Regions from separate parts of the Homo sapiens genome. Here region 1 is linked to region 2. A link is an interaction called in ENCODE POLR2A ChIA-PET data of the cell type or tissue named here. Cell type or tissue: MCF 10A. All regions are shown on one strand. Links, peaks and the distances in the headings refer to the core of each region. The heading gives the core; the rest is flanking DNA.

Region 1 (4,552 bases), core at 142-4,141, 56 kb after region 2:
GAATATTTAAAATGTCAATGAACAGATTAAAAGTATATTACAAATGCTATTTGTGAAAACAAAAAGATGATGGGGAAGAAGTTTTAGCAGCACTCAAAGTAATATAAAATTCCTATGAAAAGATTCTGAAGAACCAAGTTAATGTTTTTGAAAATGGGAACAGGAGTAAGACAATCAGCTCTATGTTTTTTCACTCATTGATTCAGTTATCAAACATAAACTAAGAGTCTACTCTATTTCAAGAAGAGGAGTATAAGAGTCAAAGAAGGCCAGTATCTTTTTACAAGACTTTTCTCATGTCTCCATTGACAAAATTATTATTATTTATTAACTTTAGGAAAGAGGACTATGGTACATGTCAACTCTCTATTGTCTTCACTTTTCCTGTCTACACACGTCACAATCTTCAGAGGCTGCTGTCACCCCCATTATTTTGTTCCTTAAATATAAAAGTAATTGAAATGGTAACATCTATACCAGTGTGTACTCAATAATTATTTGCTATGTATCAACCAAATCTTAATTTGTTCCTTTCAAACATAGTTCAGTAGAAACTCTTTATGCTACATATGTGCAACTATGTACCAAAAATTGTGACAATGTCCTAGGAAAACACAAATAAAAGACACGGCTATTGTCTACAAGAAGTTGAGACTAATGGATGGGGGCAGATACATACACATGAAATTTCAAAAAACAACTTGGCTAGGTATGTTAGTTGAGGTGAGGACTAGTTAAAATGTAGCGTAAAAATAAAGATGATGTTTCATTAGGATTTTGAGCATCTAGGTTGAGTGACTGAAAATTCACTTCAACCAGCAATTGTTCTAGGTGAAGGAAATGTAACTGATGACTCATTGTAAGGCTGAAAACCTTTCCTGATCATGGTGTTAAAAGATTTCCAGGAACTGGCTTGAACAAATGCTCTCAACCTCATCTTCAACTCCATCATACATCTTGCACTCTAGTTCTAGGAATCAACATTCATGAAGCATTCTGCTCACTTTTATACTCCTTTATACTCTTGCTCTTTTATTGTCCATTAGTGTCTCATGCACAATTACCTTGAAGGAAGTTTACTTACCTGTCAAAGCTCAGTTCAAGTAAAATATTCAGTACCAAGTTCTCTCCTTATATACGCATAAGAATACACACATTATGTTCTTATATAATAAACACAACATTAGATTTAAACATCCTCTGGTCTGTGCAATTCATCTACTTTTTTCCCCATCTCTGTTATGGTACATATATTATACACAAAGTTTTTATATGTGGCTCTTCCTCCCCTACTACACAATGGCTTACATTTTTGTGGGGTCTGTGCCTTATTCAACTTGAATTATCTAGTTTTCAAAGAAAGAAGTCCTCTAAATATGCCTAGTGAATAGAATTTGGATAATACAGTATTTTGTTTCTTACTGAGATTTTTTAATAAATAAAAACAAAAAAAGATCAGACTCAAGTTGTCAGAAGTGTAATTCTGTGTTTATGTAATATTGTTTTACCTCAGAACTTGTATTTTGACCATTACTCTAAAAAGTCATACAGCATTGTAATAACAGCACAATAATTTTTATTTAAAGTAATTAGGGGATTACAATTAAAGTAATTGGGGGAAAATTACTTAGAATTTTGCAAATATGCAGAGATTTTACGGTTTTCTCTTTGACCTGCCTAGAGCTAACACTAAAATAACCCATATAAAACTGTAAATTTTCTTGTTGAAAACTGTCACACAAGTTCAACACAATTATTTGAGGTATTCGCTTTGTGTCTCTGTTTTAGAGCACACGTGTTACTATAAAGCAAAACATTTTTCATACTTCCAAATGAGGGGAAAATTCTCAAATTCAAGCAATTCTACAATTTTCTCTAATTCTTCCATAAATACATCTAAGGCATTAAATAAAAACTTAAATACAGTACATTTTAATCTCTGAAACATATCAAGTTATATCACCTCTATCATGTATTTATTTATACTTTTATATTTTTAATGGACTTTATTTTTAGAATGCTTATTAGATATACAAAAAAATGAAACAGGTAATATGGAGTTCCCATATATTCTGTCATACAGCTTCCCCCATTATGAACATCAGATATTAGTGTAATATATTCATTACAATTAATGAACCAATATTGACACATTATTATTTACTAAAGTTCACTGTTTATTCAGATTTTTAAAGTTATTACCTAATGTAATTTTTCTATTCCAGTATCCCATCTAGGATATTATATTACTTAGTTACCATGTTATATATATGTATAGTAACTAAGACTATACATGTCTGTAATTATTTTTGTATGTTTTTTTCTGGATCTATACATAACTAAACAAGGGTTCACACTAATGTCTCTTACTTAGCCCATTAGCACATGGATCAGTCTAGTCTCCTTCAATGTGTTATCTGTAAATCCCCACTCCATCAATGAGAAACTTGACTTCTACAATCTGCCATTTATATACTTAATTGTTCAGTTCAGTAAATATGTATAGAAGTATCAACATTGTTAACCCATATTTCCATGGAAAACAACTTCAGTAACTAGATTGCAGTGCCTACGTATAATTTCTTTTGCCTTTAATCTTACAGTCCTCACTCATTTAAGAAGTTAATCATCATCTTTCCCCTCCTTGTCCCCCACCACTCTCTTCAGTGAGGTTGTTTTTTACATTTATATTACAGTTTAGATTCATTGTCATACTCTGCATTACTTCACGGGATTTTCCCACCTCTGAAATAAATTCTTTCACATTTGCATACATTATAGTTCACTATCTACGTTATAAAGTTCTATGGGTTAAGGGAAAGGCATAGTGTCATGTAGTCACCATTATATTATCATGCAGAATTGTTTCTCAGCTCTAAAACCTCCCCTGCCTTTCACCAGTCTTCTCTCATTGCCTCCAGAATCCATGGCAACCACTGATCATTATACTGTCTCAAATTCTGCCTTTTCCAGAATGTCATATAATTGGAATTATACAGTATGTAGCCTTTGCAGACTGGATTATTTCACTTATCTATGTTAATTTAAATTTCCTCCAGGTGTTTTCATGGCTAGGTAGCTCATTTATTTTTAAAGGTAAAGAATGTTCTATTAAATGTACCACTGTTTATTTTTTCATTCATTTTAAAGAGGGTTTTGGTTGTTTCTAGTTTTGGGCAGTTATGAATAAAGCTATGAAAAATATTTGTGTGGATATTTTGAGTGGCGTACATATTTGAAAGCAATTGAGTAAATACTTGGGAAGATGATTGCCACATCAATGGAAAAACTATGTTTAGCTTTGTAAGAAACCACCAAACTGTCCCCCAAGATGAATGACCTATTTTCTTTTTCCATCGGCAACCAATGAAGAGTTTCCATTGCTGTACAGCCTCAATAGCTTTAGCATGGTCTGATTTTTGCATTTTAGCTATTTTAGCAGGAGTAAAGTGCCATTTTATTATTTTCCTTAGTAAGGTTTTTGTTTAGGTCTGTTGCCCATTTTTAGTTGAGTGACTTGTTTTCTTATGTTGAGGTTTAAGTGCTCTTTGTATATTTTAGATACAAATCCTTTGTCAAATATGTGTGTTTATGAATACTTTAACCCAGTCTGTGACTTGTCTTTACATGCTTTTAACAGTGTCTTTAACAGAAATTTGTTTTTTGTTGTTGTGGTGATGGTGGTTGTTGTTAATGAAGTCCAACTTACCAGTTTTTTTCTTTCAAGGACTGTGTTTTTGGTGTTATAACTACATACTCATTGCCAAGTCCCAAATCACCAAGATTGTCTCCTATATTTTCTTCTAGAAGTTTTATGGTTTTGCATTTTACATGTAGCTCTATGCTTTATTTTGAGTTATTATGTATAAGATACGTGTCTAGATTAATTTTGTAGCATATAGATCTCCAATTGTTCAAGCCCCATTTGTTGGAAAGGCTATCCTTTGTCCATAAATTGTCTTTGCTCCTTTGTCAGAGATCAATTGGCTATATATTGCAGGAGCTTATTGTCTTCCATTGATCTCATTACTGTAACTTTATAGTAAGCTTTGAAATGCAGTTGTCAGTCCTCTGATCTTATTCTTTGTCTTAACTATTGTGTTGGTTATTTAGGGTCTTTTTGTCTCTTCTTGTAAGCTTTAAAATGAATTTGGTAATAACTACAAAGTAACTTGCTAGAATTTGGTTTAGGATTGTGTGAATCTGTAGATCATATTGGGAAGATAAACAGTTTAACTATATTGAGTCTTCCAATCCTTAAACAGGGAATATCTCTATATTTATTTAGATATTTCATTTCTTTCATGAAGATTTTAGTATATACAGATATTGTTAGTTTATACTTAACATATTTCATTTTTGGTGCTATTTTAAATTGCATTGTGTTTTTAATTTTAATTTCAAATTCCAGTTGTTGAACTTATATATCAGAAAACAATTGACTATGGTATATTAATTGTTTTATCCTGTGGTTGTGTTAGACTTCTCACAGTTCAAGGGATATGTTTGGCAATTCTTCAGAATTTTTCTACATAGACAATTATGTTACCTG
Region 2 (4,552 bases), core at 251-4,250:
GAAAAAAAATACAGTATCATCTTTAAACCCTTCCTTTTTCTTTCACCCTGTCAATGTCTTCACTGTAAACCATGCTAGCACATACCAAATATATATATGTGTGTGTGTGTGTGTGTGTGTGTGTGTGTGTGTGTGTGTGTGAAATCATTTCAAATTCTTATTCTGCATACTGGGAGAAAATAAATTCTAGACTTATTTGGTACTGAAGTCATTAATACCAAAGAATTTCCATATTAATATTACTACTCATTGATTTACTGTGTCAGTATGACTCTGTTACACCTCGTATCTGCCAATAGTGATTAAGCGCTGAATGGCATTTACCTGTAACATTTGTCTACTATGAACTGTTTTCAGGAAGATTTAATTTACACATTTAAGGACAGTAGAGCCAATATAATGTTGTTTAAAAATAGCATTTCTTAACTGCTATAAGACATCTATGAGTCTTCAACCCTATTATTCTGTCTCTTCCTTTCGTTTTTATTAATGACATTGCAGCACAGCTGAAGGCATGTCACAATTTATCATTTATCTTGAATATAGAACATGGATTAAAACAATAAAATTAGTCACCTATATATTGGCTTTCTTTTTTTTAACTTTTCAATTAGATTGACATCATTAGGAAAGACATTGACTATGAAGTACATCAAAATGAAGAACAAGTGGATATATTTTCACATGAATCCAGTTTTGTAAGTGGCTTATTAGGAAAGTGAGGTGGGAAAAGCAGTGGGAACGCGGAGGGCTATATCCTTTCTCTAGCTTGGCTGCTAACTCATTATTTATCTCAACAGGGTTACATCTCTCTAAGCCATAATTTATTTCTCTATAAATCTATGAGTTGGGAGTAACAAGCTGGTTTTCCCCAGGTATTAACAGAGCTACTTCCAGGGTTCACCACAATTGTAACTTGGTTTCACTTCTGATTTTACATTTAACTTTAAAAAAGAAAACTGAAAATTTTCACGTGTGGATGCTTTATTCATCAACTTTTCATACTTTGTGTTTGTTGTGGAGTGAATGCTGGATTAATCCCTTTTTTGAGTGTAACAGATAGTCTCCTCTGCATTTTTTGCTTAATTAAAATTGCCACTCTACTATGGACTCAATTATGTCCACTAAAAATGTATATGTTGATGCTGTAATCCCCAAATGTGATAGTATTCAGAGATAGAGCCTTTGGTAGATGAGGTTGTAAGGGTGGGGCCCTAATGATGAGATTGTTGCCCTTATAAGAAGAGACACCAGAGAGCTTGATCACTGTCTCCACCATGTAAGGACAATGAAAAGGCAGCCAGATAGAATCCAGGAAGAGAATCTGATCCTGCTGGGCTTCTAACCTCCAGAGTTCATCTTGGACTTCTAACCTCCAGAACTGTGAGAAATGAAATTATTGTTGTTTAAACTACCCAGTCTATGGTATTTGATATAGCAGCCTGAGCTGCCTAAGACATCTTTTTCTGACTGTAACAGAATAAAATCTTTTCTGCATCCTTTGCTTCATTAAACATTTTTAATATATAGATTTTTAAATTTATGAGAGTTTTATGGATATTAGGCAACCAAAACAAAGCGACAAACTCATTAGGATGTTACAGGCTTTATAAGACCCCATGAATTCCCTCCCCCATCTCAAAGTCACTTATTTATTAAAATGACCTTAATTTTCCATATGATTTTTGTTAAATACATACTACCAGTTTCATTGTGTGTATTTTTTATTGTATTAAAAAGTTCCTTCGCCTATTCTGTATGTCCACATATAAAATAGCCTGTGACAAAAATATTCTACACTGAGAATGTGAAACTTGAGAAAAGGAAAATAGCTGAGAGCAGTCTGAGATCTGCAAAGTATGCAGACCCAGAGAGACGTGGGTATGGGATTCAGTCATGCTCACACCCCACACCCATGCCTAGGGGAAATTGTTTAAAGTCATTTTGTTCCTGACTGCCTCACTCAATACCTTCATGTTCTTAGAATTTATGATACAAAGAACAATGCTGAGCCAATCAATGGCTTATATTATTTTAATGTAAATCCTCGGTAAAAACCTCAGGAACTGACTCTTTCTTTCCCTTTAAAATCCACTTGTTACTGTTGCTAATCAGAGTGTATATTCAGGACAAATAGAATCTATGCTCTTGGGCTGCAGCCCTCAAACTTGGCCCAAGTAAACTCTGCTTAGTAATAGATTAATTTTAGCTCAGCAGGTTCCTTTGAGATAGGCATATCTGGCATCGTCAGCAGGATTCAGAGTGACTCATTCTCACCACCAGGTGCGGTGTTTCTGCCTGAAAGCAGTGCTTGATACCAGCACGAACTCTGCATCTTCAGAAGTCCCACTGGGTGTTCTGGGTAAGTTCTCCAGAATTAGGACCTCCCACTCCTTGGTTGAAATATAGACTTTATTTGGCTGTTTTTCAAACTGTCTCTTTTCTTTAAGAGAGGGCTTTGGTCTCTGTCTTTGGACACAAGCTCCAAGTAAAGAGCTCTGTAGAAAATGTCTTTTTGCTGCTGTGTCTCACAGGAGAGGTTCAGATCAAGGTTCTTCCACCTCTGCCTCAGGACTGGAGGCTTAGGTCAAGGTTTTTCTGCCTCTGTCTCACAGCAGAGGTTCAGGTCAAAGGATTGGCAGTTAGACACGGATGGTTTTGTTTTATATGGCCTACTTTTAAGATTAAAACTGTTTCTTCTGCTTAAAAATTCAGACCTATCCTTTTATTTGAGACCAATTCCTGTTAGTTTCTAACCGAAAAGTGTTCCCTCTTTTTGCTCTTCCAAACAGGTACACTATGAAAGTCTGGTCCTCATACACTGAGCACACTATTGCTCCCTGGAAGTTAGAGACAGTCTGAGATAAGTTACACTTTCACCCTAAATACATTCCCAGGCTTGACACTTTTGAAAAGTTCCTAAATTATGGGAAGTCAAGCATCAAAATTAGAGTATTCCTTTTAGAAACACCAGCTGGATTTATGTATAACACTCGTGGGGTATCCTCTTGTAAAGGCCTAGGAAAGTGGACCCACCTAACCTGGTGATACAGAAGGCAGAAATTATTTAGGCAGATAGTGAGGGCAACAGAGTTCTTGGCAGAGCTTCCCTTCTAACAAAAAGCAGCCCCCCAAATCATTGCTTTTCTAACAAAGAGCAGCCTGAAAAATAGAGCTGCAAACATAGATAATCAAGCAGGAAGCTTGCACGGGCGAATGCTGGCAGAGGCACCAATAGAAAAGGGCCACCTGGGGGCCAGGCATGTCCAACACGGAGGCTCCATCTTCCCTTTTCTTGTTACCATGTGTAGAGTAAAGAAACGGGCAACATGGCACAGCTCAGGCAGAAGACCCGCCTGCATAATAAAAGATTATGGTAGGGGTGGCCAGAAATTCATACCCTATGCACACGGCACATCTAGTCCCAACCAGTTTTTCATGACCTATGCAAGTGGCACACCTGGTCCAACCAATGTTTCACACCCTGTGTAAATCAAACACTGCCTCCTCACCAGGCATCTATAAAACCCCTTGCATTTCACCATGGATCCGGCAACCCATTTTTCTGGACCCCTGTCTGCAACAGAGAGCTCTTCTCTTTCTTTTGCCTATTAAACTTCCACTCTCAACCTGACACTTTATGCATCTGCATCCTAGATTTCTGTGTCTGTGAGACAACAGATCTTGGGTGTTACTCCACAATGAGGCCATTTCACTGGGACGATCATAAACAGCAGTAACCAAAATAAGAATCCTTTGCTATGTTGAAAATAATTCTTTGTGCACACAATTGGAAAAAAAAGCTGGTTTTTGCACCACACAAACTGAATCAGAGTAGTTTGTTTGTCTTGAATTAAATCTGGTAATAAGAAATTTAAAAAGATTCTTTCTTAGAGCTCTATGGTCAGAAGTCAGCTTAACTAAAAGCTGACATTTAGGCTATAATTTTAAAAATAAGAATAAAAGGGGCTTTCTGCATTTTCTTCTTTTGGATCCTGTTTTGGGGGATTTTTTTCCGTTGACTGAAACTCTTTTTAAATGTGTTTGATCCCTCTGGTTACTTCCTATCTTGTTGGCATAATTTTTGCTGAGAAAAATGTAAAACATCATTTGCCTTTTAGAAAGCTTAACATGCCCCCAAATTGGCTCTTATAAGACTTATTCTTTTGTTTCTTTTCACTTCTGATCCTTTTTTCACTATTTTTGATACCACAAATAATAGTAGTAATAATAATAATAAAATAATATAGTATATCTCTAGAGGAGATATATTGTATTATTGTCTTTCAAAATTGTATGATATTCCTAAAATTATGATGTGTTAACATATGTTGTCAGACACAAATATGGTTATTATGTTACACTGTCATTCGCCACAGAATTTCCTTGTCAATTGTGTTTTTAACCATGGTTAGTCTAAGTCTTTTGTCATTCATAGAAAATTATTGTTTTACTTGGATTCTTCTCAGAAAGTGGTTTACAATTGACAACAGTCCAAAATTTGCTTTTTTTTTTTTTAAGACAATTCATGAGAATGAACCCTGACAAGTAC

What was found. ChIA-PET counts read pairs that join two places held together with the same protein. Peaks named below come from ENCODE experiments on the same cell type or tissue, not always from the same donor. Only the 100,000 strongest peaks of a DNase experiment are listed, where the experiment ranks them.
Region 1: POLR2A ChIA-PET joins it to region 2 with 5 read pairs; 2 of 35 experiments call an interaction of 5 or more read pairs at or near these places.

Annotation. Positions count from the first base shown.
Region 1 is chr2:13,464,607-13,469,158 of GRCh38, reverse strand. No RefSeq gene overlaps it. Among named protein-coding and RNA genes, the nearest start is that of MIR3125, 730 kb to the right of the region's middle. In MCF 10A, for the core only: no CTCF peak of the experiment used is centred there; no DNase peak of the experiment used is centred there.
Region 2 is chr2:13,521,087-13,525,638 of GRCh38, reverse strand. It overlaps LOC105373485 (a long non-coding RNA gene), which reads left to right. Exons shown (of 2, transcript XR_922814.3): 2 at 2,284-4,552. Among named protein-coding and RNA genes, the nearest start is that of MIR3125, 790 kb to the right of the region's middle. RefSeq lists enhancers at 2,108-2,477, 1,857-3,056. In MCF 10A, for the core only: no CTCF peak of the experiment used is centred there; a DNase peak (open chromatin) is centred at 2,268.